Regions from separate parts of the Mus musculus genome. Here all the other regions are linked to region 3. Evidence: chromatin loops called from intact Hi-C (ENCODE). Cell type or tissue: heart. All regions are shown on one strand. Region 1 has its middle 62 kb from the start of Sv2b. Region 2 overlaps Akap13 (A kinase (PRKA) anchor protein 13). Region 3 holds the start of Akap13 (A kinase (PRKA) anchor protein 13). Region 4 overlaps Akap13 (A kinase (PRKA) anchor protein 13). Region 5 has its middle 38 kb from the start of Gm46017. Region 6 overlaps Akap13 (A kinase (PRKA) anchor protein 13). Region 7 overlaps Akap13 (A kinase (PRKA) anchor protein 13).

What was found. Peaks named below come from ENCODE experiments on the same cell type or tissue, not always from the same donor. Only the 100,000 strongest peaks of a DNase experiment are listed, where the experiment ranks them.
Region 1: a loop joins it to region 3, with 2.2 times the contacts of the local background. A loop is called at or near these places in 3 of 42 quality-filtered maps.
Region 2: a loop joins it to region 3, with 2.6 times the contacts of the local background. A loop is called at or near these places in 2 of 42 quality-filtered maps.
Region 4: a loop joins it to region 3, with 1.9 times the contacts of the local background. A loop is called at or near these places in 9 of 42 quality-filtered maps.
Region 5: it touches region 3 in a loop (2.4-fold over the local background); 9 of 42 quality-filtered maps call a loop at or near these places.
Region 6: it touches region 3 in a loop (8-fold over the local background); 15 of 42 quality-filtered maps call a loop at or near these places.
Region 7: a loop joins it to region 3, with 1.9 times the contacts of the local background. A loop is called at or near these places in 8 of 42 quality-filtered maps.

Annotation. Positions count from the first base shown.
Region 1 is chr7:75,369,405-75,373,404 of GRCm38, reverse strand. No RefSeq gene overlaps it. Among named protein-coding and RNA genes, the nearest start is that of Sv2b, 62 kb to the right of the region's middle. In heart, a CTCF peak has its summit at 2,313 (motif pointing left); DNase peaks (open chromatin) are centred at 1,254 and 2,314; H3K27ac peaks cover 755 bases.
Region 2 is chr7:75,607,231-75,611,230 of GRCm38, reverse strand. Akap13 (A kinase (PRKA) anchor protein 13) reads right to left here. Exons shown (of 37, transcript NM_029332.1): 7 at 1-2,746. Among named protein-coding and RNA genes, the nearest start is that of Akap13, 150 kb to the right of the region's middle. In heart, CTCF peaks have their summits at 681 and 1,579 (motif pointing right); DNase peaks (open chromatin) are centred at 640, 1,150, 1,610 and 2,390; H3K27ac peaks cover 3,913 bases.
Region 3 is chr7:75,453,598-75,457,597 of GRCm38, reverse strand. It overlaps Akap13 (A kinase (PRKA) anchor protein 13), which reads right to left and starts at 2,064. Exons shown (of 37, transcript NM_029332.1): 1 at 1,850-2,064. In heart, a CTCF peak has its summit at 2,077; a DNase peak (open chromatin) is centred at 2,147; H3K4me3 peaks cover 2,760 bases; H3K27ac peaks cover 1,720 bases.
Region 4 is chr7:75,518,274-75,522,273 of GRCm38, reverse strand. All of the region lies in intron 1 of Akap13 (A kinase (PRKA) anchor protein 13), which reads right to left. Among named protein-coding and RNA genes, the nearest start is that of Akap13, 65 kb to the right of the region's middle. In heart, a CTCF peak has its summit at 1,514; no DNase peak of the experiment used is centred here.
Region 5 is chr7:75,397,115-75,401,114 of GRCm38, reverse strand. No RefSeq gene overlaps it. Among named protein-coding and RNA genes, the nearest start is that of Gm46017, 38 kb to the left of the region's middle. In heart, a CTCF peak has its summit at 1,755; DNase peaks (open chromatin) are centred at 1,614 and 3,444; H3K27ac peaks cover 2,656 bases.
Region 6 is chr7:75,554,359-75,558,358 of GRCm38, reverse strand. All of the region lies in intron 2 of Akap13 (A kinase (PRKA) anchor protein 13), which reads right to left. Among named protein-coding and RNA genes, the nearest start is that of Akap13, 100 kb to the right of the region's middle. In heart, a CTCF peak has its summit at 2,224 (motif pointing right); no DNase peak of the experiment used is centred here; H3K27ac peaks cover 377 bases.
Region 7 is chr7:75,505,313-75,509,312 of GRCm38, reverse strand. The region is part of intron 1 of Akap13 (A kinase (PRKA) anchor protein 13); the gene reads right to left. Among named protein-coding and RNA genes, the nearest start is that of Akap13, 52 kb to the right of the region's middle. In heart, no CTCF peak of the experiment used is centred here; no DNase peak of the experiment used is centred here.

The DNA of each region.
Region 1 (4,000 bases), 84 kb after region 3:
AAAGCAAGGTTGAGTGTGAGGCTGGAGAGCTGCATCTCAGTGAGTTTATTGGACACAGATTTCAATACCAGAAGCTCTAACAACTCAGGGTCCTCCTTCCAACAAGTATGACGAGCAGATTACACAGTCTGTGATCATCTGCTGGGATGAAGAGAAGAGAGCATGAGTCCATCTGTTCCCTCTTCTCCCACATGGAAGTTCTGCGTTATCAGTGACGTTACCATGGCATAGACTGTGATAAATGAAACTGTGTCAGAGGTGAGACAACATTTTTGTGTGTCTGAACAGAGAGTGCGTTTAAACAGATACAACTGTTCTCTGCCCCAATTCCTGTTACAGGGCGAGACAACACGAGGCCGGAAGAAACCTCTGAGATCATCTGGTTCAGATCATTTTCAGATGGGTGGGGTGGCCATATCCAGAAGTTCCTGGAACAGCCTCAGTTTATGCCAGTTGTGCCAGAGTAATAATGGCGAGAACTGCCTTTCAGAATCTCAACGTCTCATTGGAGATAAGCATCATCACTTTATTGATGAGGAAATGACATTTCCAGGGGCTAAGTGAGGTTTCCCACTAATTAAGACTAGTTAATGTTGACGGCAGCGCTCCCCAATCCTGATCCTAGGAAATCCATCCAAGTGTGAAACTATTTGAAATATTTTTCTTATTAAGTATGATGTGAATTTATTACTAACTAAACACCTGGGGAACTGAAATGAAGACTTAATTGGATTTTAGACACAAAGCTCGGTGATCAAATTATTGATGACAGAGCTAAAGTAAACACTGGGGATGAAGTAATTTTTGAAAACTCATGCAAATTTCCTAAGTGCATCACATGGCCAGACTTCAAGTCTTTTCAAGTCTGTTTATTACTTTCTGGTAGCAGAATGACATGATCTTAGTTTCATTTATTTTCTCTGTTTCTCCAGACTATATATTTTCTCAATGACTATATATTTTACATATTATTGGAAAGAAAATAATTGGATTAATGGTTATTCTAAAACGATGACATCTTCCTGCACCTGTCACCCAGTTGCATGGGAGTCAGAGTCACTGCATGCCTGGTCCCTTTCCATCTGTGATCTCATGGAATCCTCACAGAAGCCCCATATGTTGTCAGTTCGTGGTGTAGATGACTCTGAGGGCCCCCAGGAGGTAGCCTGTTTAAGGGCAGAGAGAGCATGTGGGCCTGGGAAACCACATGCAGCCTGTCTGCTGTGCGAGTCCATGTGAGAAAGCCACATCCTCTAATCAGCAGACAGGGCTGTGACTCTCACAGCAGCTGCATCTCCTCCTCTTCCTTCCTAACTGTGCCCCCGTCCTGGCCCAGTCCTTCAAGTCGGATGGTGATTTAACCGACCAAATGTCTTCCACACAGATATAGATAGCAAGGGGCCAAGATCCGGGGACTGTGGTTTCATTAAAAATATATTTTTATTTGTTCTTTGACAATTTCATAATTTAGACAATGTGTCTGATAATAGCCCTGCTCCCCACTCCTTTCTCCAGAGTCCCCCACACGTGTCCTTCCCCTTTATGTCCCTCTACTCTTCTTCCTCCTTCCCTTCCTCCTCCTCCTCCCCCTCCTCCTTCTTTTAAATAATCTACTGAGTCCAGTTAGTCTTACCAGTATGCATATGGGCAACCCAGCAAGGGCCAGAGGAAAAATGACTTCTCTTTCTGTAACAACCCTTACCTTAGTTGTCAAAATCTCCTCAGCTAGTGCTGGGCCTGAGCCCACCCCATTCTTGGATTCATGTACTTAGTGACTGGCTTGGTTTTGTGCAGGTAACTCTAGCTTCTTTGAAACACACACACACACACACACACACACACACACACACACACAGAGAGAGAGAGAGAGAGAGAGAGAGAGAGAGAAAGAGAGAGAGAGGTAAATATAATAAAAAAGAAAGCAAATACCAATTCAATCTTTCATGTCCCATCAGAGGTAGTTTTCCTTTGGGTATCTACTTTGAGACATGAAAATTAAACCGAGTTAGTCACCCTAACAAGGAGGGTAGGGTAGGAGGGAACAGTAGCTGGGGTTACGGGCAGAGGACACTGGGGTAGGCATTTCTGTGTCCGGAACCCTGGAGAGACTGATTTCACTGTAGCGGTCACTGACAGACCTTCCAGACCCATCTGTGTTTATACGATTTAGTAAATCTATGACATCACTATGCAGGGCTGTTTCAGATTATATACTAGAATGAGGATGTTCTGTGTTCAGAGCACAGACTGAGTGAATCGCCTGGGCAGGTTTCTTCTCCATCATCTCAGTTCTCTTCTGCCATCTGCTGGGGCAGGCACTCTACAGCATGGAGAACCAGGGAAGAGCTTGTCGCAAGCCCCTGACAGTGATATATCCAACAGCAATACGCTGAAAAGGCTGGAGAGGCAGGCTTTACACCATCCTGCCTTCCTTTCCCAGCAGATCTTCTGGGGTTTTCAAAGATTAACATAGTTCCTAGTATTTTTTAAATGTAACAGCCTTATAGTAGCAGCTGTTGCTACACTTGAAACATTTTAAACAGTATTTTATAAATGACACAGAAGCACACAGGTTTGAGTTTAAAAAAAAAAAAAGAGAAACAGAAGCGCAGAGATTGAGGAAGTGGAGCCACGAGCTGGCAGCGGAGCCCCACCAGAAGCTTCCTTGACACTGGGGTACACACTTTTCTCACAAAGCATTGCAGAAAATAAAAGCAAGGAAGAGTCCCAGAGAGGTGAGTCAAGCTGCTGTTCAGTGCACGAAGGAAGGCTGTGGTCCAAGATCCTCAGCCCTCAGATGGCAGGGAGTAGGGGTGCGTAGGGTGGACCTAGCAGCACAATTTCCCACACGCCTTTCAAGGTCAATGCCAGGACAATGAGAGACATTTAAAAAGTCACTTACTATTTTTATTTCATACGTATGAGTGTTTTGCCTGCATGGGTGTGCACCACCAGCACTGTCTCTGAGGCCAGTGTTCCCCGAGCCATGTTCCCAACTCCTCCCCAGTTTTCCTATCTTCTCTCCCTGACCCTCTTGTTAACACCCTTCTTCCCAGCAAGTGCCCTTCCTACTTCCATGTCTTTTTAAGTTTTAACATGGTTGTTCCTTACTGCGTTTAAGTTTGGTTGCTTTAATGAGAAAGGTTGGGGGAGTTATTAGCTTGAGCAAGGACAACTTGCCACTGTCCACACCACTGAGGAATGTGACTTCTACCCCTGCAATCATTACTGCCCATCGCTCCTCAGGGAGAGGTGGGGCCTCATGAGCTCGCCCACCACCCACAGGGAATGTTAGTGGGCCCTGTCTTGTGCAGATAGCCACAGTTGCCAGGACTTCATAGGTACCGCAATTATGTGCAGAAGACAGCATGGATTTCATAGCACCCCGCTCCCACCTTCAGGCTGTAGCTCTTACATTATCTCTGCTCCGTCTTCCTTAATGTTTCATGAGCTTTGGAAGGGTGATATAGATGTTCCATTTAGGGGTGAGTGCTCAAAAGTCACTTGATTGGTTAGGAGTCTCAGCATTAACTACTGCCCGTTGCAAACAGAATGGTGCTCATCTGCAGCCACTGCCATTTTTGTTAACATACTTAGTAAAGGCAAGGAAGCCAGCACACTAACCTTTTCTCACTTAACTTCAAGTCATGCAAATACTCACACTTGGTACTGTTAAGAAAAACATTCTGATCAAGCCACAAATCTCCCTTATTAGTTTAATGTCTTTCCAAAAAGACAGCTGTAGTGAGGAGTGTTGCTTCCAGACTCCTGTGTGTTTACATAAATATGTGTGTTCCCATAGCAACACAGAGCATTGTTTAGTGTTACACCCACTTACATGAAGGATACCTTGCATCTTCAGCCGAGCCAATCGCACTGCCCCCACACTGGGAGGGGCAGTTGATTAGCGATGGGGCCTCATTGGAAACTCCCTTTATAAGCAAACGCCCACATGTCCTGAGCCCCAACTCCTCAGGCAGCTCTTGTCAGGTTCAATATA
Region 2 (4,000 bases), 150 kb before region 3:
TACTTTCCTCTGCCGGGATGGAAGCCTGTGCCACTTGCTTCATGTCAGCTTGGGGGACATTGTTATTGATCACTGAGAGCCCTGTCTCTGTGGGGAGGTCCCTGGCAAGAGGCTGCATTGGTTTTTCGATTGGGGTCTCTTTGGAGTTACTCGTGGCACAGTTAAGGTCTGTTCCCTCCAGCGTCTCTCTCTTGCAATCAAGTGGTTCTATCTCTGGGGTTATGACTTCCTGTAAGTCAGTGACACCTTTGTCCAGGAAAGCTTCTGGCAAACTTGGAGTCATTTGCTTCTCTTGGTTTAACAACTCTGAAATTGGGATGTCTTTGATACAGTGTGATGCATCCTTTTTTCTGGGCTCAGCAGTAGCTGGTGAAGCATCAGCCACTGTAACATCCTCCATCGCACTTCTGCTTACCTCACAAGCATTGGTTTCCCCTTGGAACTGAGTATTCTCTACGACAACATCGAGAGCAGAAGGCTGATTACAATGGAGTGCCTCAGACGCACCTGGCAGCCCACTTGGCAACAGAGATGAGCCGCTCTGCTCTGTACTCGAGGCTTTCTGCTTTGAATCGGCAGACAGACTCGTTCTTGGTGGCACCAGGCTCTTTGCAGCCCCACCTTCAGTCAGCAGGGAGACCTGTGGGGCCACTTCCTTGATGTCTTTAGTTTCTGTTTTCAGACAGGCAGAGGGTGTGTGCTGCTGTGCTTTCTCCTCGGCACAGAGGGCTGACATAGGTTTTTCACAGAGTCCTGGTATCTCCTGCCCAGAGGGAGGTGTTCTCTGGTCTTCCCTTGACATTTCTGAAGAATGCACGTCTTCTTTAACTGAAGAACAGCTCATTGCTCTATCTTTGCCATCTTGCCCCAGAGCTGTGGAACTTTCTGGAACCACTACACTGACACCTTCTTCAGGCAGAGTAAAGTCAGAAACCAAAGCAGCTTTATCCACGTTATGCAGTAAAGAGTCACTCAGCACTTCAAGTGTTGCTGTTGGGCTGGAACCCTCCTGTTCTCCACCAATGCCTACAGGGCTGGTATTTCCCATGCTGGTCCGAAGCTCTACAGCAGAGGATGGAGGTGGGTCAGTGGCCCCGTCTCCTACCTTATCGGTATCACTCAAATCTCTTCCATCTGGGCCATCTCGACAAGCTGTAGTTCTATGGAGCTGAGGAGTTGCTGTTCCCTTTTCTTTCTGGGAGGGGACAAGAGAAAGTGCGTCATCTTTGGTTACTGATTCACTCTCTGGACTGCTTGCCAGAGAGAAACTGCTGGCTGGAGGTGATACCTGGTCTGGCGCTAGTTCTTTCTCAGTCTGGGAGACAACTGAAGGCAGACGTGGAACATCCTCAAGCACGTTCGTTAAAGGTGTATCTTGCTTCAAACCATTTCCTTGATTCTTTGCATCTGAAACACAGAGATGACAAACCCCCACAGATTTCTGGGTATTTTTCACAGTGTCAGAAGTGACTGTGTCAGCTTGTGGGTCTTCTGGGCAGAGGGTGGTGCAAAGTTCTTGCGTGCTTGGCTGCACCATTGTGCTTTCAGGCAGGCTAGCTTTACCACTGCCACATTCTTCCAACCTGCCACTAGAAGTCACTGTGCTCGGCTGATGTGTAGCCTCAGCAGAAGGCGTGCCAGCCTCAGCTGTAGAACAGAGCAGCGCCTGGCCACTTAGGCTTTGAGCAGGCCGTGCATGAGACTCTGAGTTCTGTTCTGGCATCCCATCTGAACTTGGGCCTGGCATGGTTAAATCCAAAGGTGATGCTGTCTTACAAAAGCCTGCTATGGAAGTATCAGGTTCTTGTCCACCTAAAACCTTGTTTTCTATAGCAGCAGCAGGAAGCACCGGGGAGCTCTGGTCACTTGTGGTTCCCCCCTCACAGCCTCTCTCTTGAGTTTCCATTCCTGGTTTTTCAGTGGGGATTTCTTCAGAACTCAATGCAGGTGAAGCCTCAGCAGGAGTGTTAACACCTACGGCACTGGTGGCAAAGACATGGTTTGTAATATCGGCTTTCTCCATGGGTTCACTTAAAACTTGAACAGCAGTTGTTTCAGTTGTGCTACTGTCTGAATTCTCAAGTCTTTCCTTTGTGCCTTCCCCTACTTGAGGCTTATTGTTCTGGGTGGTAGCATCTGGGGTAAGCAGGCTATGTTCCAGTTCCCCTGCCTTTTCTGGGGCACCAACATCTGTTGAAGAGCTGTCTGGTAGCTCCCTTCCAGAAGAGTGCTGGCATGCATCTGGTTCTGTGACCATGGCATCCTGCAGCACACTGCTCCTGCTGCTCAGTGGCTGCTGACATGTGGCTACTCCAGAATAGTTTGTTCCAGTTACTTCGTTTCTGTTTCCACAGGATGGAAGACCTTCTCTGCCCTTCACTCCACAGTCGGGTACGCTCTGAAGGCAGCTGTCTTGATGAGATGCAGACCCGGAGTCCATGGCAGATGCTGGCTCCGCCTCTTCCCCCTTTCTCCCCACATCTTTATTTTTCTTATGAGAACAGATGACATTTTCTTCCTCAACCATGCTTGACAAATCACAGGAACTTTCAGCCATCCTCCCAGGACTCCTTTGGCAGCACAGAGTGCTCTTAGTTTCTTCAAAAGGAGGATGCTGGTGGTCAGAAGGCTCTGGTACACAGGGAAGGAATAGGCCATCTGTCTCTGGTACACTGGGCACACAAGACGAATCTTGTGCTGTCACCATTAATGGCATGAGATTGTCCATCTGCTTCAAGTTTGTTTTCTAGGAGGAAACCAAAGATACCTTTTAAAAATTGATCATGAAAAGAAAAGTGTGTGTGGGGGGGTGTGCTGACTAAGAGAAAAAGATGTCACTGATACCTGTAAGCCAAGTCTTGTTGGACAAGCACTGTCTTTCCGGGCCTTCTATCCATCTGCCTCAAATACCGATGTAAAGACACAGTATAATCAGTTTTAGAACCCCTTTCAAGCAAAATATTCAGCCACGTAACTACATTCCCAAAATATGTTCAATCCAACATATCTACGCTTTTAGAATTAGGAATTCTATGTATCAGTTAGATAAAAAGTGGGTTTTGTGCTGTCCATACAGCATATTAAAGAAAAGAGAGTGTATACTATTAGCCAAACCAAACTCTTAACTACTGTCAAGGGTGTTATGGCTTGAGGGCACTAAAAATATGATCAAAAATGGTTTTTAGCACCTTAAAATTAATTTAGTTTTGCTTGCATCTTTTCTGAGACAAGGTCTCACTATGTAGAGAAATTTGCTATATAGACTGGCTAGCTTCAAAACGCCTCAACCCTTCCGTTTCTCCATCCTAACTACTGAGATTGTACCCACATTACTATGCATAGTGGAAAGGTTCTTAAAAATTAATTATATGAACAAATACAGCAAATAAGAAAGAAATGGCTAAAACAATCACAGTTCATCAATGTTATAAAAATAACACAACACTGTTATAGGAACTATGAAGACAGCCTAACTATCTAATCTAGTCTTCTGCCCCTGGAATGTGTGTGTGTGTGTGTGTGTGTGTGAGAGAGAGAGAGAGAGAAAGAGAGAGAGAGAGAGAGAGAGAGAGAGAGAGAGAGAGAGAGAGAGAGAGAAAGAGAGAGAGAGAGAGAGAGAGAATGAAAAAACTAAATAAAATTTACAGTTGATCAGAAGTTATTAATTAAGGGGGGGGGAAAAAAAGACCGAGGCGATAGCTCTGCTGAAGAATGCATACTTCTCTTGCAGAGGGCCTGAGATTTCTATTTTCAGCACCCTACATCAGGCACCTTACAAACACTTCTAATTCTAGCTGCAGGGAATTTGATACCTTCCTGTTTGCATTTATCTGCACATACTCCCCCACAACACACATGCATGGGGGTGGGATGTTTGCACACATGTGTGTGCACACACACAAAATTAAAATAAGTCTTAAAAATAAATAATATAAAAATATCATAGACGTACAGACAAGGCTCAGGAAAATAAAAACAAACAAATAGGATTGCACCTTTA
Region 3 (4,000 bases):
TGAGCTACACAGTAAGACCCTATCTCAAGAGAGAATTAACAAAGTCTCCTAAAAGTAAAGTAAATTTCACCACAGATGTGCAAGCTAATTGTCATTTTGTACAAGGCCCCAGAATTAATGGGTTTCTCCTGTGTACACTATCACTAGCCAGTGAAAATCACCTCACCTAAATCAAACAAAAGCTAAACACCAACTGTGTGGACTTTTCTAGAAAAAAAAAAAAAAAAAAAAAAAAAAACAACACACACACAGAGCATAGCAAAATACCACCCATCACAATCCTTAAGGTGTAAAAAGACTAGAAAAGACCATTTATACTACACATAGTTCCCATTTAGTGAAGCAAATACCCTAGAACAAAAGTATGTGTAGCATGTTACCACAGTCCAGAGAAGGTGTCCTGGCCACCCGATTTTGCAGTATTTGTTTATATTATGTAACTAACCAATAACTCCCAACTTCTGTCCACCTCCTTTGCTCACCACACCCACCCCAGAAAGGAAAATTAAGCACAAAGACTGTGAGTCCTGAATCCCTGTGCCTTCAGAATATTTTTCCTTGGTTTCATCAGGTAAACGAAGCTGGGTTTCATACAAAGAAAAGCCAAAAACAAAACAGAAAACCCCACACACCACTTGTCCATGTTATTCACATAGAAAAAAAAAGCAAAATGCCATGAGCAGTAGCCTTCAAAGAAAAATTTAAGTTTAACAAATGTCAAAGAAATACAACTAAAATTAACATGAAGTGACGGGGGGAGGGGGGTGGGGGGGAGGCATTGTGTTTCAGTATGAATGATAGGGTTCTCTCTTGGGAGCTAAAACTGAATTACCATTACAGCGCAAGTCTAGTCAACGAAATGCAGCGGAATGATTCCCAAGAGATGATGGTGTACAAAGTGACACACTGGTTTATCTCAGAGTCATCTCGACTGATAGGAACTTCTTTACAGACAATGAATGCACGTTCAAGAACTGGAGCGCTCCTCCTGACCCGGGCAATCCAAAAGTTTGGGGGGTGGGGGTTTAAATGAGTAAGTGACTTCGGGAAATCATGAGGGTAGTAACAAAAAACAGACAGACAGACAGACAGACAAAAAGGCACATCACTTTGTAAATCTGCTCAACGCAATGAACTCTCAAAATAACTTCATTATGAAGGGGAAAAGCAAAGACTGAAACACTCAGAGATTGCTCAATCCATTTTCATTGTGAACTCCTGAGTTCACAGTAGAGTCTAGACACTTAGAGTTAGCCAATATTTTCAGCCGAAAGACAGACACTTTCTTAGCGAGAAATAAACTGAGGGTGCGTCTCGCACCCCAGTTAAGTGTCAGCGAGCCTATTTACGAAAAGCAGTGATTCGCTAGTTCTCAAAGTGCTTGCACTAGAGCTCGAGGGGCAGAGGAGTCGAATGCGCCACCGTTCCCGGGGCGCCCACCGCGCCCCCCTCCCCATCTCGGGAGAAAGCCCCCAAAGGTGGCCGGGGCGCGCAGTGTTTACCCGGCTTGACTGCCCCGGGGAGCTGCTCGTTCCCGGAGCCGCACTCTCTGTTCGAGCGGCGCGCCCCACCGAGCAGCCGTCCCTCAGAGGAGAGCCGCAGCCGGCGCCACAGAAGCGGGCAGCAGAGGAACGTGGGTCCGAGGAGGCCGGGATCGGCGGCCGCGCTATCCACCCCTGGCTGCCGATGCTAAGAAGGGTCCGCCACCCGCGTCGCGCCCGCGCGTCCCCGCGTCCCGCAGCTCGCGCGCGCGGCCGAGAGCAGCCGAGGGGGAGGGGCGGCTGCGCGCGCGCCCCCTCCTCAGACGCCCAAACTTCCCTCAACTCCCTCAACTAAGTTGCGCTCTCACCGTGCGGCTCCCCGGGCTCCCCCGCGGGCCGAGCCGGAGCAGCTCCGCGCCTTGGCCGCGGAGAAGGACAATAGGCGGCCGCTCCCTCGGCGGCGGCGGTGACGGCTGGAGCAAGGAGCAAGCACGGCGGTCTCAACCGAGCCCAAGAGCTTAGCAGCAGCAGCTCCGGCTCTGCGACCGCCCTGCACACAGACCTGCCCACCCGCGCATGCGCCGCCTGCGGCCCGGGGTGGGCGGTGCAACGAGCCAAGCCTAAAAGTTTCTATTGGACAATTAGACTACCCATCATGTTCTGTGAGCCCAATAGGAAGGCTTCTTGGCAGTTGGCTCTGGTTGCTAAGGAACGATGAGGTTGACCGCCACTGCTGCCAGGCGGCAAAGTGATCAAAGTCGGGTGGCTGGCAGCAGCTGCTGGGGAAATGCCCACCCACCTTCTCCTATCCGCCCCATCACCGGAAGCCACCCTTCCTCTGTGCGCCTGGTGCTTACCTAAGTCGGAGCACTTACCACACGTTGACGCTAAGACTCAATAGAGTCTTCTTAAGAGTCCAAGGTGGAGCGGCACAAAGTACTCAAGTATGTTGGATGGGTGAAGATTGTCACAGTGACTTTGAGCTATTCGATCACCACAAAATCATTGCCTTTGAGTTGCTATGGACTTCAGAAACCATCTAGTTGCTTCGGAGAAACCAAGTATGGACATGTTCCAATGGTGACCCAAGATACTACATTAATTGGTACAAAAAGAAACTTCTTTTTGATAGTTACATATTGTAATGTGTTATTAAGGGAAAACATGCCTATAATGCCAAACTATTTTGACATGTTATTTTTTCGGTCAATAGAAAGTTGGGGGGGGGGGGAGCCGGGGATTATGAATATTACGCAAGAAATGTGAGGTTTTCTGTGCAGTTTAATATTTATTGTGGTCGAAGTAAGAAAGGTAGTTTCCTAGGAGGAGAAGGGTATTGACTGGGAAGGAACAGAATGGAATCTCTGCGAGTACTGGCCTTGCATTTTTATTTAGGTGATCAAAACATATTAATATGAAAATATTATGTGGCTGTACCCCTAAGATAAATACCCCATTGGGGGACAGTTTCCTTTAAGTATTGGACTCCCTCTGGCCAACCATCTCCCAGTAGATGACCCAGCACCCACACAGCTATGGACAGTACAAGTTGAACACAGTGGATCATAAGTTTTTTTAAAGAGCAGAAGGAGAATAAGAAGTTGAGAGGGATGGGTTGGGAGAATGTGGCCAAAGTATATTATATGAATGAAGAAAATGTTCAAAGAATTATATGAAAAGATTAACTTCATATAATTTCAAAGTCAGTTTAAAAAAAATAGTAATACAAGATATGGACCTGCCAAAAACTGCAAGAATGGAAGTCACTGTCATTTGGGAAGTTTTAATCCAGACAAGGTCACTACCATCATGAAAATATTTAACAGAAAGTATTATCAGTGCCTGGTGATTGTACCAGGCATTTTCTGTTGTTAAATGTCACTTTCCCTTTTTAAAATTATTTTAATTGAAAAGATGCTTCATATAACATGTTTTGATCTTGTTTTCCCACTCTCCAGTTCCTCTCAGATCCTCCCCACCTCCCTACTCATCCAACTTCATGTTTTTTCTTTTCTTCTTCCTTCATAAAACAAAAGCAAAAAGTACGAAACACAAAAATGGAAATCAAACAATCAAATCCAGGATCAAGTCCAAAAAGAAAAAGAAAGCCAAAACACAGCACAATGAAACAAAAAGTCCACAAAAATACCACTGAGTCCATTTTGTGTTGGCCAATAACTGGAACATGAGGCCTGCCCTGAAGTGTGATTGATAAAACCAGTGAGAGTGCATTGGAGAAAACGGATTATCCCTTTGCCAGGGCATATTGATTGTATATATCTTCTTGCTTAGAGGCTGGGAGCCTATGACCCCTTCCTCCCTCTAGATGCTGGGACTCCTGGCTTGAACCTTTGCAAATCTTTTGTGTGCCAACACTGCATGAGTTCATATGCATATCAGTCCTATTGTGTCTGGTAGTCACTGTTTCTTGTAGTCATCCATCACCTCTGTCTCTTACAGTCTTTCTGCCTCCTCTTCCTCACTCCTTCCTGACCCTTGAGGGCAGGGGGTTGGTTAGA
Region 4 (4,000 bases), 65 kb before region 3:
ACAAGAATTTGAACCCAGACCTGACTCTAAAGTCATGTTTATACTTTTTCCACATACAGAAACACGAGAGTACCTTAGGGATGTGGCCAAGAAGGAGGGAAGGTGGTTTTGTATACTGTACATTAATACAGAAAACAATGAAAAGAGTTGTTATTAGAAGATTTTCATTAAATAGAAGATGCTTGACAGAGGGTGTGAAATTTTACTAATTAAGTCACTGAAATGAAGAGACAACAAAGGTAGCATTTGTTGTTGGTCTTCATTTGTAAACTAATGTATACATGACACCTTCTGCTTTTCCAGAACAGCTAACAAGCAAACAGGCCAACCCACAAGCAAACAGAAATGCTGACAACTTGAGAAACTGCTGGAAAGCACTCTTAGACCTTTCCACATAAACATGGGCTTCGTTTTTTTTTTTTGTTTTGTTTTGTTTTTCTCCACATAAAACTGAGCCACCAGCTGAGAGTTTCTACTACACAAACTTAGTTGCTGTTAAATGAATAAAATTCTCTAAGAATGGTTTACTCCAAATTCTATAAAACCCAGAGGGGTCAGAATCAATATTCAAGCTTTCCAAGAATGAAAAGGGAGTCTGCTTATGGTTCAAAATTCTAGAGAAACAAATGTATGATGTTTCTGTTTGCTCCGCCATAAATTAACTAACTTTAAGTAGTGATAAGGAGCACGCCATCCTAGCACTGCATGGCACATACTCAAGAGCACACTAGCTTTTCAAAAAGCAATCACAAGTCCTGGAATCTGCTATTAAGCTGAGCAGACAATGGCCCAGTACAATGGACAAAGCAAAGCCATATACACTGACGCATGCCATTGTAAACCTGAGCAGCTAAGCCAGGCCAGAGCAAGAAACAAAAACAGAAGGCAGCCACCCACCCATGCAAGGAATGCCTCCCAGTCAGTCTCACAGAAGGCAAAAGAAATACCACAGACTTGGAGGAACTTAAAACTCAGCTATGGACTCTCCAAGACACTACTTCTCAGTTGACTATTTGTTAGCAGCCTTAACACAAACATCCACTCTGGCTGAGAACGAACTGGACATAACTAACCCTAGTGTAAGTTCTGTCTTTCTGAAGCACTTAGAACTAATTATGCAATAAATAAAATCTTGCCAAATTAACCTGCTCCTTTCCAACACATGAAACTGTCACAATTCCTAAGAAACATTCTACAGTAGGATAACCAGAGGTGATAACAAATAAGTTCAAAGGCTTGGAGCATATTCTCTAATATGTATTCCTAAGAGGGACAGGATGGTTTACAAACACTGAAGCAAAATAACAATTCGAATATTAAAATTAATAGAATGGATAAGTAGTGAATGAGACTTAGAAGAGAGCTTTTTTAAAAAGTCAATAAATGTGTAAGAAGACTGAGACTATTTTAAGTTCTGAACAAAACAGAAAAAGCAATCGTCTGAAAGCACTGAGGGAGTAAAAGCTGAGAGCTGAGAACGTTGCTGAGATTCACTTTTGTTCTTTTCACTTTGCAGGTCAAGGCTGCCCAGACCACATGGTGGAGCAGCAAGAGCTCATGCAGAAAGCTGCAGTCTTAGAAAGCTATGTGTGAATCCAAGTCCTCGCTACACTAAATCGGACTGGTACTGATGAGAGTCCAAGGCTTCTCGCACAAAGCAAAGGCACAGAAATTATACTAAAATGGATGCTCCCAAAAGAACAAGCACTAACATTCGGAAGATAAAAGAACACAATGGACCCTAAAAGAAATATCACCAAGGTGCAGCACACATTAAAGGGTACTAGGTATGTGGAATTTGTTTAAATATTTTACCAAATCCCTCACTAATAACTGAGTTAGATAAAATCCAAAATATATGTTCACTTATACTTGCATATGACTTCTAATTTTATCCACGTCGAGCTAGAGACACATCTGTACATTTTAAATCTCATCAAGACCGTATACCTAGGATGTAACAGGTACTCTTCCAACTTAGTAAGACATTTCATTAAAAACAAATTATTTGAATAAATCATTTCAGTAACGAAGCCATATGTTAACTTGGAGGGAGAAGGGGAGAAAAGATGCTTTAACAGGGAAGAAAAAAACACAAGTGCTATGAAAGATGTGGAGTGGGAGAATACTGGGGCTTAAAGATTTTATCAAGGATGGAGGGTGGATTCCAAAATGTAGGACGTATGAAAAGCATTACAGAAACCTGCTACTTTCTTAACTATGTTAAATATACAAGCACAGAGCCCAGTGTGGTAGCATATGTCTTGATAAGCAGAGGTATGAGGATCTCTATAATTTCAAGGCCAGCCTGGTCTACACAATGAGTTCCAGACCAGCAAAGGCTACATGGTGCAGGGGAAGAAGAAAGGAGAAAGGAGAAAGGAGAAAGGAGAAAGGAGAAAGGAGAAAGGAGAAAGGAGAAAGGAGAAAGGAGAAAGGAGAAAGGAGAAAGGAGAAAGGAGAAAGGAGAAAGGAAAAAGGAGAAAGGAGAAAGGAGAAAGGAGAAAGGAGGAGGAGGAGGGAGAGGAGGAAGAGGAAGAGAAAGAAGAGGAGGAAGAGGAGGAGGAGGAAAAAGAAGAGGCAGAGGACAAGGGCAACAACACACTGACAACAATTCACACAAATGTTTTACAAATGAATTTGAACAGAAATATGAGTAGGTTGCAAATGTTTCCCCCAGAAATAATAGGTTATTAAACAAAAATCCCAGTGCTAGGCATGGGGTATCTCACTATGAATCAAGGAAGCATCTGAGGCCCCCAAATCAACAATGGCTATTGCCACTAACCTTGGTTGCTCACCAAAACGAGGTGGTAAAACCCATTTGCCAACTTTGGTTGCAGAACAGAGAGGAGTCAGGCTGGAACTGACCTGAAAATTTGCTCCCTACATGTTAGCTGTCATAGTGCCAGATGCTGCGCAGGCCACTATGGGAGAAGAAACGTAATAACTGATCCCTGCAAGCTACAATTCCAATGCTTAGGGCAAGATGTGCCCACTGGTACAATGGCTGACAAGAAGGTTATGGGGATAATCAACCACTCTGTGATTGGCTCTGAGGCCTGCTCCACAAGAGAAAAATTCATGCTGAATTCTGTGAACCTGGCCACAAGTGCCTGGTTCAGGAAGTCATTGGCCCTAGATGGTAACCTACTACTATTGTTCTTGCTAAACACAGTGTCCAACTGCCTTCTAAATGTTTACATTTATATTCATGGACCAATGCTGTTCCCAACCCTGGACAAAGAAGCTGGGCAGAAGTTAATGAGGAGATTCTCATCTGGCCTGTGAGTGACTGGTCCTAAATGGTAGCATTACACTGACATGCTACCCCCACTCCACCTCTGCCAAAGGCTCAGAGAACAACAGAGAAAAGGAAGAAAGAATATAACAGTCACAGGAGTTCTGTGAAATGCAGCATATGACCTGGTTATTGGATTTACACATCCTCAGCAGCTGTGGTTACCTGTGTAAGATCAAGCTTGTCAATTTTCTAGCACGGGCAGAGGAGAGCCTGAGAAGTCCCCACCCCTAGCTTAAGAGCTATTGACAGTTAATGGCTGCTGGGGAGAGAGAATCATTTTTCCTTTGGGCACGTGGCCATTATCCCATGATCCAGTGGATGGCCCCACACCTATTTATATGAGGGCAGCACTAGATGCAATCACTGTGTTAACTGGAGGAGAAGGAGAAGGACATGAAGTTGAAAGGGGGATGTAAGAGGCCTAGTGCAAGCTGGAGGGGAGACTGAGGATGGCTAAATGCATTGTGTACACGTAGAAAATTCTCAAAGAGTAAAGACCTATCAATGGCTAGCAGGCACATAAAAGATGTTCAACATGACTGGGATCATAAAAAGCCTCTATTCATCTAGCAGCTCCCTTTATCTGCGTCAAATATGCATTTCCAGTTTTCTAATAATCCACAGGCCCAGGTGACAAGTACCAACTAAACACTGAGAGGGGTTCCACTCAACTCTTAAAGCTAAGTTTGCTTGACT
Region 5 (4,000 bases), 56 kb after region 3:
GGAGAAAACAGTGTGATCAAAAGGGTAGCAGAAATCCCATTCTACACAGACCACCTTTAGATTTCATCTTGAGCTCAGCCCAGTTGGAGTCACACAGTATTTAAGGAATAGAGTGAAGCAGTCATAGAGAGAGAGAAATTGGAAGGAGCTCTTTTTCCGCGGTGTCTGTGACTGTTTGAGATAGAAACAGACTTTATAGCTAGGGAAGGAAAGTGGACCGGAGGAGATGGGAGCTTTTATTGGTTAAACCTCCTCTCTATTTGGTCTTCCCTTGGCTTGAGAGCACAAGGAACATGAAGTAGAGTTAGTTAGATGCAGGACTCTGGCTCTGGCTCATGAAAAAGGATGTGAGTATGAAGTTCCTGCCGCATTGTTTAGAGACGCCAAAAGTGGGAAACAGCCTGATTTCCACCAATAGAAGGCAGCCTAATTAAATTGCTTTATTTTATACAATGGGACACTGTGCAGCTGTGAGATGCAAAGAATGAGGAAGCCATTTATGTGCTGGTGAAAAAAAAATACTTTGAAATATTTTATCATGGGAATAGAGTAAAATCTGGAACATGTATGGTATGGAGGGAAAAAAAGAATATGTATTATGTTAACTCCATGCATGAAGGGATGCTAAGAGGAGCCTGAGGAAGTAGTGCCTGTCTGAAGCCCTGGGCTCAGTAAGTGTATAAATGGGGCCCTGCCATGCAGGCTTAAAATCCTAGCACTTAGGTAGGTGGAGGCAGGAAGGTCAGATGTTAAAGATCATCCTCAGCCACATAGCAGGTACGAGGCCAGTTTGAGGTTACATTAGAGCCTGTCTGAGAGAAAATAGCACACTAAAAATAATACAGTGAGGTAGAAACGATGGTGGTTACCACAGTATGTGGAGACAGAACATGGAGAAAGATGGAGGTTTGGGGGATGAGTGGGGCAGAAGTCTTGTTATTGGTTATAATTCCACACTCATTTTTATTTTTTTCTAATTTTCTGTTTTACCTGCATGTATGTCTGTTCTCCATGTGTATATAGTACTGAAAGAATCCAGAAGGAGCCATCAGATCCTCTTGGAACTAGAGTTACTAATATCTGTGAGTCACCTTGTGGGTCCCCTGTATGAAACCAGGTCCTCTACAGGAGTTACAAACGCTCTTAATGGTGGAGTCATCTCCCCAGCTTCTCCTCTGTCTATATTCTTTTGAGTTTTGAATAATGTGATTGTGTGACTGCATGATCTGTTTATAATTCACATCAAAGAATCATCCTGACTCTGCTACTGTTATCAGCTTTCCTTGGTCAAGCTTTTAAACAGTTGTTAGTCCAAGTTTTGAAATCAGGGAAGATGGGCCCTAAGCTGTGAGTGTGGGAGGGTGGGGTGGGGTGTGGGGTGGCTCACTAACATTGCCAGGCCATTTCCCTTCCTTAGACAAGTGCCTAGGTCCCCACCCTGGGCAGGACTGTGATTTACTGGCTCACATTTCTCCAGACATATTTCAGGAGTCAGTTCTGCTCCCGACACTTGAGTCCTCCCCCCACAGCTCAGAATGTTCCCTGAGCTTGAAAGTTCAATGGCCTTTGAACTCCTTTTGTAGGTGGGGCAGCTTCTAGAAACCTCTGTTTTATTTCCCTGTTGGTTGATTTCTCCCAGAAGAGTGTGGGGATGTTAGGACAGAACAGAGTGTTCAGGGTTGAACAAAGCCCTCCCCCAGACATGTACAGGCCTTCTAGGTCCTGGGTGAGGGAACCAAGGGCAGCCTCTAGTGGCTGTTTCTAGATATGCGTCAGAACTCTGGGAGCCTTAGGAACTGGAACTTGCTCCTTTTGAGAAGGCCAGAGAGAGCTGTTGAGTCACAAATGGGATGGCAAGACCGGGTGACATTATTCTGTGAAGCCTTTACCAGAGCCATGTGTGGTGCTGGCCTGTAAGTCCCGCATTTGGGAAGCAGATGCAGGGGGATTTCGAGTTCAAGGTTTGAGATACAGCTACATAGCAAGACTCCGCCTCAGAAATAAACAAAATGTTTCACCATGAGCCATGGCTAGGTCAGTAAGTACTCAAGTCAAGCTGAGCCTGTGTTCTGGACTGTGAGTCCAGAATCAAGACCTGACCCGGAATCTTATCTTTCTATCTGCTTGTCTTCCTCCTTCTTTCCTTCCTTCCTTCCTTCCTTCCTTCCTTCCTTCCTTTCTCCCTCCCTCCCTCCCTCCCCTCCTCCTCCTTCTTCTTTCTCTCTCTCCCTCCCTCCCTTCCTCCTTCTTCTTCTTTCTTTCTTTCTTTCTTTCTTTCTTTCTTTCTTTCTTTCTTTCTTTCTTTCTTTTTCCTTTCCTTTCCTTTCCTTTCCTTTCCTTTCCTTTCTCCCTTCCTTCTTAGCTGCAATCCTAAAGCCCAAAGCTTCTATTCTACACTGGCTGCTGTGTGGGTGGCTACATTCCTTGCAGTTTGTAACTCTGCATAAACCAGGGCACTGATGTTTGTTGGATGAATCAAACCAAGCCAATTTGGATGCGCTGAAAGTGAACCTGAAGTTGGAACTGCGTCATCTACCTTAACTTGTTTCCTAAGTTATTTTAAAAATAATCTCTCTCTCTCTCTCTCTCTCTCTCTCTCTCTCTCTCTCTCTCTCTCTCTCTCTCTCTCTCTGTGTGTGTGTGTGTGTGTATTAGGCAGGCTTGGTAGTACATGCCTCTAATCACAGCACTCAGGAAGCAGAGGTAGGCAGCTCTTTATGAGTTTGAGGCCAGCCTAGTATAGCTAGTTTTAGGGCAGCCCAGACTACATTGTGAGACATATACTTTTTGTTTTCTTATAAAAATTGATATTGGGGATATTGATAGTTGATATTTGAATTGCTGTATTGGGGATATTGATTAGATCAGTTTTTCTCATTTAATGGGAGATAACATTTTTGTTTTCTATTTTAAAAAATAAGCTAAGGTGATGGTTCCTTTTAGAGGCTGAGGCTGGGGGATTGCTGTAAGTTCAAGGTCATCCTGGGCTATAGAGACAGACCTCATCTCTTATGTTGCTGTTCAGCTGCTGGGTACAGTGAACCCCTTTGGAACATTTAAAAGTGTCTTTTTACATGACATTTACACCCCCCTTTTCTACACATTCCTTTACATTTCTACAGTGCAGGCTACCATCCACAGCCTACATCTCTTAGAGAAACTGTATATCATGTTACATGATTAACTTTGCTTCTGTCTTCAGCTGCCCACTTTGAAGTTTTATCTTGACTCATAAACCCTATCAGTGAGCTTTGCCTCTGAATCACTCGAAGATCTTGGTAAAATGAAGAGATTTGAGTCAAGGGGTGGGGCTGAGACGCTACAATTCTAAGGAGATGCCAGCTAGTGACAGCTGTGCTGTTCTAGATTCTGCACGTCGAGGATGAGGTCATTTAAAACCAAGGACAAAAAGGTTCTGAGAACAGGGACTGCCAGCAGTGAAAACCAGTCTGGCTGCTGTGGGCGGGTCCTGCTGAAGGTGGGGCCGCTGCTGAGGGCAGGGGCAGGAGTTTTGCTGGTTGATGTTGGCCAGCTCTTTCCAATGCACTTTTCCGTTTCTTGTAAATGTCTTTTGTCTTTCCTGGGTTGGAGACAAACCGAGAAAGCCAGCCAAAAGCCTAGCGGAGACAGGATTTGTGGGTAGCAGATGCTTCTTCAGGTGTCCTGAGCTGAAGGAAACAAGGGTACAGTAGCCAGATGTGACCTCCGAAGTCTGTGTGTGGGCACCGGGAAACAGCCAAGCCAGACTTTGGTTATCTCTAGGTCTTGGCTTTCTTTTCCCAACGTGACAAGAGAGGTGGCGCACATGTGCATCTGCAGGAAGTATAAACCCCTAACTCCTTTACCTGTGTTTATTAACTCAAACAGGACTTCTTTATCGAAGCACCATTGACATTGGGGGCTGCATAGTATTTCCTGTAGAGAAGGCTGGGTATCCTACGCTTTACGGAATGCTTAGCATCGTCCATGGACTCTATCTACAAAATGTTGGTAACACCTC
Region 6 (4,000 bases), 100 kb before region 3:
TCACAGAGATTTGCACTGTAAACCATAATACCGCCCCCCTCTCCTTAGGCTTTGAGTGGAATCCATACCAACTCAGAAAGACTGGAGTCTGAACTATATATGGCAAAAGGAAGTTGGACTCAAGAAAGGGGCAAGCCTTTCTTTTTGTACCATACAATACCATAAAACAAGTTTCTGTTTTAATGCTAATGTCCAGATACTAAGATGAACAGCCTTTCTCTGAGAAGACCAAGGCTACGAAAAAGGTCAGAACAGAGTCTTTACCATGCATGATTGACCTCAACTCCAATATAGGGGTAGGAAAATGTTTTCTGTGGGCTATATAGTAAAAACTTTCAGCTTTTGGGAACATATCTGATTACTCTCACAATTACTCAATTCTCTTTTTGAAACAAGGATAGTCTGGCAAATGGCTTATGTGGTAAATCTGGTACTTGTGGGAACCCTGCCCCTTAATCCTTTCCCTCTCTACACAGACCTTTACCAGATCCACAGAACCCACAGGTTGGAAGAAGAGAACCTACTCCCACAAACTGTCCTCTAGCTTCCAGACTCATAGTTCCCCTCAAATAGATTAATAAAATTAAAAAGATATAACCCTGTTTCAATGAAATTTTGTTTCAGAAAATAGATGGTAGGCAGTGATTTACAGGGTATACGACTGTAAACTCCTTGTCTAAAAACCTTTTGGGGGAAAATGTGACATGGCTAGTGCTGAAGCATAGGCTGGGTAAGAACTCTACTGTCCCAGCCAAACCCCTGTATTGGCTTACTTAGGTGAAACCATGCTATGTGTTCTTCAGAATGGACGGACAGAAAAGTCTGCATATATTTTAGTGAAGTTCACACTACCTTGCCCCTGGCCAAAGACAATCAGAAACACATGAAGAGTTAGTTCCTGACAGAGTAGGAGTCACTCAGGCAAACAGAAAAGTAACCAAAACAGAAGCTATAACCTGAGCAAGATAGAAAGAAAGGGAAATAAATAAGCCAGCTATAGAACAGAAAGATTATTAAAGAAAGCAAAGAGCATGAATCTTTAAATGGGGAGCTCAGGCAAGAACTGAATAGACAAAGGATACATCCATTCAGAGGACTTGAAAGGATGTATGCAAAACCACAAAGTAAATGAAATGGCACAGTCATGAAGCAATGTGCCATGGCTTGAGGATCAGGAATCCATTCTCCAGGACCACAGTTCCCAGTCCATCGGACACTAACAAGGGTGGCCATGGAAAGGCTACATCTCCTGCCCCATGCAAGTCTACACATCGCTGGAAAAGGTCACATATGTTCATCGTGCACGCTAATGATCACCATCCTTCAAGAGTGTGGGGATGAGTAAGAGCTTTCCCACCCCGCCTCTCACCTGCCTTGTCCTGCTTTACCTCTCCTGTAATGATATGACTCATGATTTTAACATATATACAGTATACTGATGTACAGAATTTTAGACAGCATATTTATCTGAGTTAAGGGCATACTTGTTTTATTCAATGCAGTATCAGTGCCTAAGCGTGATTGTAAGTGCTCAATAATGTTGGCTGGATAAATGAATGCCTAACTCTACTCTGCAAATCTCTCTCCCCAATTTATCTTAGGTTAGATAACTGGATGAAAAAAATCAAAAGATCTAAAATATAATGCTATGAGGATGAAAAGATTTCAGCTCACGTCCATAAAATGACAGTTAAAAAGAACCAAGACTCAGAAACACTCCTGATAAGAAGACATAATAGGATCTCCCCTGTCCTTAGTACCAACTCTCTTAAAGAGAAAGTGCTCAGACACATTCCAAGAGCCTTGGGTACAGCCCACTCCCAACTAGCAAGCAAAGCCCTCAGCTTTACTTAAAAGCACCTCAAACAACATAAACAGAAATCAACTGAGGAATTCACTGATTTTACTACCAACTAGGTCATTGCAAGTACAGGCTTGGACTGACTTCACTGGTAGAAAATATTATACAGTTTCTTTGATGTTTCTATTTTGCCAGATAATGACAATGGCCAATTAAACCCACTTAGCAGTCTTCCTCTTTTAACATGTTCTCGGATATTCTAGTTAAAAGTCTCCCTCTCCTCAATGTAAACAGAACTCAGCTCACACAGTACCACTACTAATAAAGTTGCTACTGTCTTCCAGCTTCGAATTCCGCGTCACCAATACTGAAGCAAATTCTTAGCCATTTGCAGGCTTCACTTCTTTGGGCTATTAGACAAAACCAGTAGATGGCGCCCAATAAATCCACTTCTCTCTCCCAAACAAGAATTTTGAGATTTAAGATGAAATGGAAATAAAATACAAACCATTTTGAATACATTTAATGTGTGTAAGTGTCCCCTACGAGAGCAGCATTCCTCAAGTTCTAATCTTCCAATTCTTTCTGTTGCTGTACACAGCTCACTTTAGTTTGTTTTTGCTAAATAAACACAGCTAAACTGGATGGAGAGTGTTGGATTTAGATCTCTGGGGCACCCCAAGCTACCCTGAGCAGTCTGCTATCCCGGCAGACCTCCATTCTCCTGGCAACCTCTCTGCCCACCTTTACCAGGACTGTGGATCCTGAACCATACAGGTTAGCTTACCTTCCCCAAGCCATCTTCCCTGCTTGGTGAGTCCACTGGGTACCCCCAGCTGCCCTGAGCAGTCTGTTATCCCCAGGAGGACCTCCATTCTCCCACCACCTCTCCATCCACCTTTATCAGATCTATCTTTCTTTTTTTAAAGCAGTGTCTCCTCTCTTAGAACCGTTTCATAACTACGTGGAACGGCTACAATAATTAGGTCAACATGTAAAGAGACAGTCTATTCTCCCTTCTTAAACAGGATCAGATATTTGCTTAAAGTGCAGAAAACAAAGGTTTTTGTTGTTGTTGTTGTTTATTAATTTTCGTTTAGGAAAGCTCACAGCTGGTAGGTAACATCCGTCTTCCTTGACTCTCCACTCCTCTCCTCTTCCCCTCCGTGAGAGCAAGCTACTTAAGCTGTGCTCTTCCTACTCTGCAGCTGATAGAAGGGGGCAGACCGGCTCGAGTATTGAACTCAGCCAGATCTCAGTTATCTACTTGGTTATGAATTATCTTTCCTTCTCCAAAGTCATCAATGAAGCAGTTCAGAGAACCTCTAAGTTAATCCTCCACGTTCTAGAAGGCACAGAAGACTCTCCAAAAATCTGATCAGGCACCCAATGAAGTCAGAATAGATATTTATTGCTAACTTTGTAGGGACTGACAGAGACCTGGTTTGGTTCTAATTCTGTCCCTTACTAGCTGCATGATCCACCAAATGACACAGGTGCTGTGACACTGTCTCCCCCTCTCTAATACAGAGTAGTCATTTCATGAAGCTATTAGGATTACAAAAGAAAATTAAGTAGGGAACACAGCATACTATATAAGTACTACCAGGCATGAAATAATCAGAGGTGTATATGATTACAACTACAATATACTTTTCTGCCAATCGCTTCTGTATGTGTATATGCACTAGTGTGCATGAACATTTGCACACACACAAATATATCACATCTGAAAAAAAAAAGGCAGTATTCTCAACTATACTATCCAGAAAAACTATGGTTTTCAACCTCAGTGTAGTATGTCTTCAAACATCTGTCTCTCTCTCCTAGTCAAGAAATAAAAACAGTTAATTTTGAGTAAGATACAAACAATGTTTAATCATGCCCATAGATGTGGCAAGAATAAGGAATGTCACCGAGATCTAGAAAACAGATTTAGTAAGGGAAAGATAAAATTGCAGACCTAGCTTCTTAGGGTTTGCTCCCTGGATTTCCTTAATACAAGGATGAACTAGACAACGTCAGCTAAACCTCAAAATAGAATTTTGGTACACCAGAGATGCCTCCCAATTTTATGCTCATTAAGAGTAGGTTATGTTCATTCCTGATCTTTAAACTAATGCAAGATAACAAAAATGGTAGGAAATGAACCCACATCCAGACTGGTGGGTCTCATGAACCAAAAAAGGAATGTACCAT
Region 7 (4,000 bases), 52 kb before region 3:
TTCTAAGTATAAGATCATGGACATTGGCTGTGGCAAGGGAGAGAGTGTGGGTATTCTGTTATCTAAAGTATCGTAAAAGGCCCAATGATTGAAGCAAATAAAGTGTGTCAGCATATGGGTGACAGGGCTCATGACGACAGCATCACACAAATTAACTTCAGCTGCTTAAGAACTGATTACAATGTTGGTTAAAATGGTGGGCAAGCTATGTGGGAGACACTGCACTCGGCAGACAGAAAGACTGCATGTGCCAATGCTTATGTACATAAAGTCCCATAGAAAATCTCAGAAACACCGCTAGGAGTTTTGTTAGCACAGAACTGGTGAGTATGAGGGACAGACAGGTTCAGAAAGGGAAAAGAGTAACAGTTTACTGGTGAGGAGTCTAGGCTTCTTGAACTCTAGGTACAATAGCCAGCCATCAACAAACAGTCTAAGCAGGACAGCAGCCATGACATGTATGTCCGAGAAAATGATTTCTGCCTGTGATATATGGTAATGGACATAAAAGGACAAGCTTGTGACTAGAAGCTGGGAGGTACTACTGAAACTATCTCAGTAAATTATAAAAGGCTGTATGCCTAAATATGGCCAGTGCAAACAGGGACAAAGGGGAGGATAAACCTGAAAAGGCTTTGAAAAAGATCAGAGTTAGCACTTGCAGCTTCAAAGGTGAAATCGCAGGCATTTACCAAGCGTTTCACCTTGGTTTAGATTACTGACAGCACTAGAAGGAAGAAAACATTGAGCCAATAACTTGAGATGAATATAGAGTTGATTCTAGGGACGCCACTTTTGAGATGCCTTTGCTATAGTCAAGAATAACAGCTGTTGGCAGTGAAGAAAAGAGAAATGGACACATGGATCTGAAGCTCACAGGAAGTCCATTAGAACACAGGTTCTGACAGCACTAACACATCAGCAATCATCTACACTATCACTCTACAGCCCAGAAAAGCCTAGAACTCTCTAATTCAGGATGGCTCTGGTTTATAAGCCAAGTTCCTGTCCTGTCTCAGTTTCCTGAGTGTTTTGATTAAAGGCATGAGCTGCTAGAACCTGTGACAAGAATTAATTAGAAGGAAGCCAGGAAGGTTGGAGGAACAAGACTGGTTATGATATAAAGCATTAAAGCATTCTGGCAATACAACAACAACAAAAAATGGCTCCCGATGATGATGTAAGTTTTAAACTGTTAAATAATATACAAAAGATTTTAAGGAAAAAAAAATCTAAAGCTGGGCATAGTAGGACATGCCTTTAATCCCAGCACCTGGGAGGCAGAGGCAATCAGATCTCTGTCAGTTCAAAGACAAGTCTGGTCTACATAGTGAGTTCCAGGACATCCAGAAATACATAGTGAGGAACCTTGTCTGAAAAGAAAGGAAAAAAAGGAAAAAGAAAAAGAAAGAAGGGAGGTGGAATTATACAAAATTCTTAAATTTAATAGTTTGGTGAAGAAAGTCTAACAGTCCTGAAAGTGACCAACTATTCAAAATATTCAAGGTAATATAATTCTAGTTAGTACATACAAGATATTCTAAAAATCACAATTTTAAATAGGAATTGTAAGAATGGTATTCAAAATGTTAAAAAGATACTAATCTGTATTTCACTTGGAGAATGCCTAAGATTGCTTTAGTATGTCAATTAAAACTGCAAAAGAGACTTAATAATGTATACAATAATTACACTTAAAGCGACCAGAAGTCTAATGTAGGCATGTATCACTCCATGCTACAAGGTAAAGAAGAAAATAAAAGAGAAAGACTATACTCGATGACTCAAGGTACAATTATGGGTAATTTTATTTTTCCATTTCATGTCATGAAGCTTCCGTGAGTTAAATTCTCCATAATATAATTCTTCATAAATGCTCCAAATAAGCATCTATTACTAAAAATCAAGATAAATGAGGGGCTGGCAAGATGGCTCAGTAGTTAAGAGCACTTTCCGCTCTTCTAGAAGACCCAGGTTCAGTTCTCAGGACCCACACCAGGCAGCTCATAGCCATAACTCCAGCTTGAGGGGATCTGATGCCCTCTTTTGTCTTCTGCAGGCACATGTACTCACTCATTCACAACTCCTCTCCACCATACTCCTCACCACCACCCCGCCAACACACCCGAAATTAAAAAAAATCAAGAAGTGATATATTTGTTAAAGAGATGTTTAGTTTCCTTAAAACTGCTTAAGGCAATTATATGCCTCACCCCGTAAAGGGGTCTTACTTCTAAACAAGACATGTTCCTACTCCTATCTCTTTTCATGGAGCTTTGGCTTAGAAACTTTAAACAAAGCACTTGTTACAATTAAATAATGTCGTCAAACTCAAACTGATCCTCCACCAAGAGATACAGTTCTATAAAAGGAAAAAGGCCATAGCACACCAATAGCCTAAAATAAAAGCAAATCATGTGTTTATTACCAGAAAACAGATGTGTGCAATGGGCCTGAAGCAACAGCTGTGTCCAAGTTCAGTGGCATACAGACCTCTCTGAAGAGTTAAGAGCTACAATCAGACACAAGCCATGGTGGTGGTAAGACGACAGACCTCCATCGACTTCTACAATTCCTCCTCTCTGTACACTGCTGATAGAACAAGCCTATGCCTCCCGAAAGAAAGGCAGTCTGCTAAGGTAACTACTGTTGGTTTCCTCTGCCTTTATTTTTATAAGGTTCTTCCAGGCCAATTTTATTGCTTTATATTTACTGGTTTGTCTGTTCATTTTTGAGACAGTGTCACTGTGTATGTAGTCCAGGCTGGCCTGCAAGTCAGAGAGATTCTCCTTCCTCTTGCTGTCTGCCTCCCAAGCCCCAGACATGCAACCAAGTCCAGCATTCTTCACAGTTCTTACTTTCCAAAGCACTTGGCACAATAGCACAGTAAACAGGCCACAGCCCAGCACACTCAGGATCCTGAGGCAAGAGGATTACTGCGAGTTCAAACTCCTACTTCAAAAAGAAAAAGAAAAGAAAAGAATAAACTACCACAAAGAAGAATAAACTCATTTTGGAGATAAACACACCTAAATTAGAACCTCATGTATATTTTCAAAAGCTAATAAAAATAAAAAATGCAGACATATAAGGTAAGGGATTATTTCTTTAACCTTTCTAAGCATCAGATGCCCAGACAACAGAAGAGGGATCACATGATCACGTCCTTGTTGTCATGGAGGAGAAAACAAGAAACTGTTACCAGAATGCCCAGTGTCTAACACACAATGATACACACAATGACAGGTTTTTATTGTTAGTTCTCAGTGGGCTGTGGAATAGAATCTGCAGATTCATAACCACATGGACATTTATAAGCTCAACAAGAACTCAGATTAATAATTTAGCATAAGTTGAGGAGGTTCATAGTGGAGAAGAAAGCTGCCAATATGAGCTGTACACTGGAACTAAGAGCAGTGGTTATGCACTGTAGGTCCTTATGGGTATCCCAATAAAGGAGTGGCTAGGGTTAGTTTTTAATCACCAACAGTCTATTAACTGTCATTTCCAATCCAACACAGTAAGCTTACATAAAATGCCAACTGCATACATCCAAGCAACTAAACGGATTGCACACCTCTGACTTTACTTATGGGATGTATAAATGATGAAAACGTTACCAGCAGATGGTTAGAAAATGTAATGACTCTTTTCTCAATCTGAGTTGACACATGGGGAAGTGATTAGACTCTTCTAGAAAATTAGGAAAACAATGTGAGCCAAGAAGGATATGTTTCCAATCCAGTATTTCCATCTTTAACCCTATAATGCTTTTCACAAGCAATGAAGACTGATTTAACAGTCCTTTCTAAGCTTTATCTAACTAAAATAAAAAGCAAAATGACACTCTCTATAAAGTGACACCAGTCCAGCCAGAGCTACATAATGATGCCCTGTCTAAAGAAAACAACAACAACAACAACAACTATTTAAAGGAGCAATATGAATTGACACCTACAAGAAACAAGTATTCTCTACAAGCAGCAGAAATTTCTTCACC